Linked DNA regions of Homo sapiens: region 2 is linked to region 1. A link is a loop called in an ENCODE intact Hi-C map of the cell type or tissue named here. Cell type or tissue: K562. All regions are shown on one strand. Each heading gives the region's core, and the rest is flanking DNA. Links, peaks and the distances in the headings are about the cores only.

Region 1 (2,907 bases), core at 312-2,811:
TCTAACAATGATAACATTTAAAAATGTGGACTGTCTCAGCCAGAAATCAGTCAGCTACTTCAATGGGTAAATACATCCTGGTGCCCAGACTTGTGGGGACGACACATGGGACAACCAGAGGACAAGACGCTAAGTGCTATCTGTTGAACTTGCCTCAGAGGTGTGGTAAAAGAAAAGAAAATTTAAAAATAAAAAATTAAAAAATGCTGTCTGACAAGAAGATAGCGGTAAGCTATCCCCCACAGCTGGTTGGGGATAGAACTTGAGCCTGGCTTGGAAGAATGGGCACCATTTTGTCTAAATAAAAATGCAGGCCGGGGCCAGGCGTTGTGGCTCACGCCTGTAATCCCAGCATTTTGAGAGGCTGAGGTGGGTGGATCACTTGAGGTCAGGAGTTTGAGACCAGCCTGGCCAACATGGTGAAGTCCTGTCTCTACTGAAAATACAAAAATTAGCCAGGCGTGGTGGCGGGTGCCTGTAATCCCAGCTGCTCTGGAGGCTGAGGCAGGAGAATCACTTGAACCCGGGAGGTGGAGGTTGCAGTGAGCCGAGATTGCGCCACTGCGCTCCCACCTGAGTGACAGAGAAAGACTCCGTCTCAAAAAAAAAAAAAAATGCAGACTTATTTTGCTCAGTGTCTGCTATGCTGTAGGTCCTCTCTAGAGATTGGATCTGAATTTAGGAAAAGTAAAAAGAGTTGGCAAGTGATGATAAACTGCATGAGCTAGCAGGGGTTTCAAGTACAACACACACGATAAGTTTATTTGATTTAAGAGAGAGAATACAGGTGCGGGGCTCAGCATAGCCCTCAGTGCAGAGCCAGTACCCAGAAGATGTTATTCATTAGGTACCATGAGCAAAGACCAGGAGATGAGCATGGGGTTCCGAGCAGGGTGAATGCACAACTGACAGGGTGGGTAGAGTGGAGACTGTGTCCTTTAAGGCAGCCTGTTTGACTGCTTTTATCCTGGCTGTCATAAGGCAAGTTTTAGGGAGCAGGAAGGAAGAAATGCTGACCGCTATCAGAAATTTGGCCTAGTGGCCTCTCATCAGGGAAATGAGCTTGGTCTGTTCGGTTGGAGTTGTTCCACAGAGTTCAAAGGACAAGAATGCTGTGTGTTCATACACTGAGCTCTTCGAAGTAGGAACTTCGCCCTATAAAGCAGAAGAGTGGTGTTTTTTTCTTCTTCTTCTTCTTTTGTGGTTTCACATAGCAAATGAGTGACAGTCTCTACTTACAGACAAAGTGAGACGTCAGGCATTGAGACGTGAGTGTGGCTTGTATTTCTGGTCCTCCCCTGCTTCACTGCTTTCATTTTACTCTTATCGTGCTTTCCAGAAAGTTTGCCTGCTGGGAGAGTCTTTTTGATCGTTTCCCATGTGTTGTCAGATAGCTCCATAGAATTCAGTTTCTGAGAACCAGCCAGAAGCATGCAGTGACATTGCACAATCTGCCTCTGAAGCTGGAGATACTAGCTGCAGAGCTCAGGGGAGCTGCTCCACATCACCGACATGAAGGGAACAGGCATCATGGACTGTGCGCCCAAGGTGAGTGATGTGGGGCTGTTTGAATGGGCTCTGGCGGGGAGCAAGCTGTGATGATTAAGGGTGTTGACCAGCTTTAGTTGTGACTTTCTAATAAAGGTTGAATACCAGTGACGTGTGAGTTGGAGATGGGAAAGTTTAACATAAGTTTAAGTGTGGGAAATAGATGTGTTGTAAAGCTCCTTACCAGTTTGCATCCAAGATGGGTGAAAATGACTTTGTAGTAGAAATCAGCTTACTTGGTTGACAGCGCCGTCCATCATTTTGCGTCCAGCAAACTCCTGAAGCAAGATGCGAGTCTGCCTCAGCCCCCGCTAATTCCTTCTTTCTCTGGACCCCAAAGACACTCAGTGCCACTCTAACTGTCCTATTTGGTTTCTGTGCTCACCTCCCAACAGCAGAGCCCAGACCCTTGCCTGCAGCCTCCCGTGCTGAGCCCACAGTGGGCACTTACATGTTATTTTCATGTTAACTTGTGCATTATGTGAGCAAAGCTGGAGCTTTCAGACAGACTTCATGCCTGTCATGAATCAAAAAAGATTCACTATTTAGAAAGGTGAAAGAAGCCAGGCACGGTGGTACATACCTGTACTCCAGCTACCGGAGAGGCTGAGGTGAGAAGATTAATTCAGCCCAGAAGTTTGAGTCCAGCCTGGGCAACATAGCGAGACCCCATCTTAAAAAAAAAAAAAAGAAAAGAAAAGTTAAAATGGCTACCATATTAAAAAAAAATTTACCCAGACATAAAGAAAGTGAAGCTCAAGGTTGTGTTTTCATCTTGCTATGCCCTTTTTAAATTTTAAGTAGAACAGGAAAAAAGAAATGAAACAAGCAGTAAATGGGGAGCTTGCTTATAAAAATCAATGCTTATTTTTCATTATAATAAAAGTGACTAGTGTGGCTGTCTGCGGTGGCTCACACCTGTAATCCCAGCACTTTGGGAGGCCAAGGCAGGTGGATCACTTGAGGCCAGGAGTTTGAGACCAGCCTGATCAACATGAAAAAACCCCATATCTACCAAAAATACAACAATTAGCTGAGCGTGGTGGCGCATGCCCGTGATCCCAGCTACTCGGGAGGCTGAGGCACAAGAATCGCTTGAGCCTGGGAGGCAGAGGTTGCAGTGAGCTGAGATTATACCACTGCATTCCGGCCTGGGTGACAGAGCAAGACTCTGTCTCAAAAAAAAAAAAAAAAAAAAAAAAAAAGTCACTAGTGGAATTTGTGACTGAGTAACCCATGACAGTCTCTCTTGTATAGATTATATGTAAATATCTTAGCTACCCTAGAATTTTGTCCCCAACTACTTACTTTGAAAAATTTCAAACCATTGGAAAAATATGGGAAGCGTGGGGGTTATTC
Region 2 (2,907 bases), core at 262-2,761, 50 kb before region 1:
ACTTGCTCTCCCAGAGCCCCAGTGTCCTTTTGTCTCCGTCAGTTCTGGTTCCAGTGGCACCTTTTCAGGGAGACCTTCCCTGATGGCCTTATTTAACATTCCTCCTACTCCCTGTCTCCCGCCCCATTGGTGTTTCTCTATGGCACTTGTCACAGGTAGCAGCCCTGGTATTTTACTCTTCTGTTTATTGTCCCTGCCTTCCCATAAGACCATAAGCTCATCGAGGGTGGGGTTTTGTCAGTTTTTTCCATTGCTCTGTCCCCTACACTGAGAACAGTGCCTGGCACAGAGGAGACACTCATGAATACACGAGGAGTAACATAGCATGGTTGTTCAGAGCAAAGGCCCTGGACCCAGACTCAGCGAGTTTGGATCCCAGCTCTGACAGTAATCCCTGTGTGATCCTTGGTAAATTACTCAACCTCTCTGGGCTTCTCAGATCCTCTTCTGTTAAGTGGGGTTGACAGTAGTCAAGGTTGTTGTGAGGATTATATGCATTAATATTTCCTTTTTTTAAAATTAGAGATGAGGCCGGGCGCGGTGGCTCACGCCTGTAATCCCAGCACTTTGGGAGGCCAAGGTGGGTGGATCACCTGACGTCAGAAGCTCGAGACCAGCCTGGCTAACATAATGAAGCCCCGTCTCTACTAAAAATACAAATATTAGCCGGGCATAGTGGCACGTGCCTGTAGTCCCAGCTTCTCGGGAGGCTGAGGCAGGAGAATCGCTTGAACCCGGGAGGCGGAGGTTGCAGTGAGCCAAGGTCGTATCACTCCACTCCAGCCTGGACGACAGAGCACGAATCTGTCTCAAAAATATAAAATAATAAAATAAAAGATATGTTGGCCAGCTTGGTCTTGAACTTCTGGCCTCAAGCAATCCTCCTACACCTCAGCTTCCCAAAGTGTTAGGATTACAAGCATGAGTCACCGTGCCCAGCCAATATTTTCAAAGTACTCAGAACAGTGCCTAGTACAGAATATACACAATATAGTGTTTATTATTAATATGATTTCTCAAGTGGAAGAAAACAGGTGTCACTCCAAACACTGCGATCGGCTTGGCAAGGTCCTTGGCTCATTCTTTAAACCTTCCTACCCCCTCTCTATTACAGGTTTTTGTACTTTAAAAAATGTTGGGGAGAGGCAGAAGGGGCATCTCACACACACACTGTCTCACACACACTCTCACACACATGTGCATGCATGCTGAGTACAGACAGAAGATGTGTCACGCCGTCCTGTGCATTCAGGACAGTGCCTAACACATCCCGGGTACTTACGGCAATGTTTCACGAAGAAATGAATGTCTAAAAATTTTCCATTGCCTGCAAGTCACGCCCTCATAAATTCTTTTATTTCAGCTTCTTTAGTCTCCCCAAAGGTTAGGAAGAAAAATGCGTGGCTCACAGTGCTTATAGATGGGTGTTTTTATCAAAACAAAAGGAATAAAATTGTCCAGTAACTGGGTGTTCTCTAGAATGTCAGAAGCCAACCGTGGTGCCAGCTAACCCGAGATTGTCCCTGTGTCTGAATGTCTTGGCCCTACCACAGTCTTGCAGTAGATTCTGCTCAGTTCTATAGCTGGAATCCTGGCTGCCTTTTTATTTTTATTTTTTGGCCAAAAGTCCTTTTGCCAAAATAAAGACTATAAAGAAGAGGGCCCTCGCAGAGACAGCTGCAGTCGGTCCAGTGATTGGACAGAATGGGGCCAGGTGTCAAGGGCATGGGTGTTTGGCCCTGCGAGGGGCTGTAGGTGGCCTCCTATCAGTCCCCACCACCTGGCTGCTGTCCCCTCTGCAGCCTCCCTCAGCAGCTGGAGGTGGGTGGGGCTTGTTTATCAGGAAGAACCGATGCCCTCCACAGCCATCCTGGCCGGGGGTGGCAGGACTAGTCAGAAGGCTTCAAGGAAACGGGAGGTCACATGTGCTGGCCAAAGAAAGGGGGGCTGATGACATCTTCCCTCCTCCCCTCCAGAGCCTGGACATTCTGGAAAAGTGTCTTCCTTTAAGAATGGTCATTCTGGCAGGACAGGAAAGGGGAGCCTGCTGAGTACCACAGAGGCTGAGGCCTGGTGGTCACCAGCCCAGTCACCAGTCCATGCTGCCAGTTAGCCGTCCCTCCCTCCTGAGCCTCAGTCATCCATCTGTCAAAACAGGAGCGACAAAGGTTCCTGGGTCATGAGGCAGTGAGGGATTTATGAAATGACGCCTTTGAAGTGGAAGCTCAACTCCTGGCTCAGCAGAAGGGACCTGTCATCGGGACACTGAGGGTTTTCCTCAAATGTTCTAAAAAATCTTATGCCTCTAAAAATAACAGGGTAAAAGTGGGCCAGCTGCAGAGCCCATAACAAGAGCTGACCTCCAGCCAGGTGCGCATCACCTGCCGGGACAAGCCCCAGGACTGTCCTTAGAGAAGTCTTTTGATTAAAGTGCTCTGTTATTGAGAAGTGGTTTTTTTCCCTCCCCTAATGTGGGTGAGGTTGGTATTTTTGTTTCTCCCACACATTCCAGGCTTGGTAGGTGCTCAGTAACTGTTAGCAGATGTCCCATGCAATCCATGATTTCTGTACAAGTCCTGGTAGGGCACTGTGCAAAAATCGCCCCCACTTTGTGTGTTTCAGATGTCAGGTGTAAATCTTGATTCTAGGAGTAAATCTGCCATCGCTTTTGCTGCATTAATTTTGTGCGCACCGTCCTTTTTTGATGGCATATAACATGGTTGTCACATGCTCAGGCTGTGGCCTTGGAGGGCCTGGGTTCTAATCTTGGTGACATCAGGCCAATGACCTCACCTCAGCAAGCCTGTGTTGCTCCTTTGCAAAGTGGGAAAAGCAGTAGTATCTACCTCTGAAGGTTGGCATGAGGATGGAAGGAGAAAGGGTTGGAGGACCACCTGGCTCAGAGAA

What was found. A loop is a pair of places that touch in the nucleus more often than their neighbours do. Peaks named below come from ENCODE experiments on the same cell type or tissue, not always from the same donor. Only the 100,000 strongest peaks of a DNase experiment are listed, where the experiment ranks them.
Region 2: it touches region 1 in a loop (5-fold over the local background); 3 of 110 quality-filtered maps call a loop at or near these places.

The regions. Positions count from the first base shown.
Region 1 is chr20:56,410,947-56,413,853 of GRCh38, forward strand. It overlaps CASS4 (Cas scaffold protein family member 4), which reads left to right and starts at 1,314. Exons shown (of 6, transcript NM_020356.4): 1 at 1,314-1,548. The coding sequence starts at 1,513. In K562, for the core only: no CTCF peak of the experiment used is centred there; DNase peaks (open chromatin) are centred at 956 and 1,385; H3K4me3 peaks cover 1,990 bases.
Region 2 is chr20:56,361,166-56,364,072 of GRCh38, forward strand. The region is part of intron 1 of FAM210B (family with sequence similarity 210 member B); the gene reads left to right. Among named protein-coding and RNA genes, the nearest start is that of FAM210B, 3.6 kb to the left of the region's middle. RefSeq lists a silencer at 1,052-1,241 and an enhancer at 1,808-2,308. In K562, for the core only: no CTCF peak of the experiment used is centred there; a DNase peak (open chromatin) is centred at 1,816; H3K4me3 peaks cover 215 bases.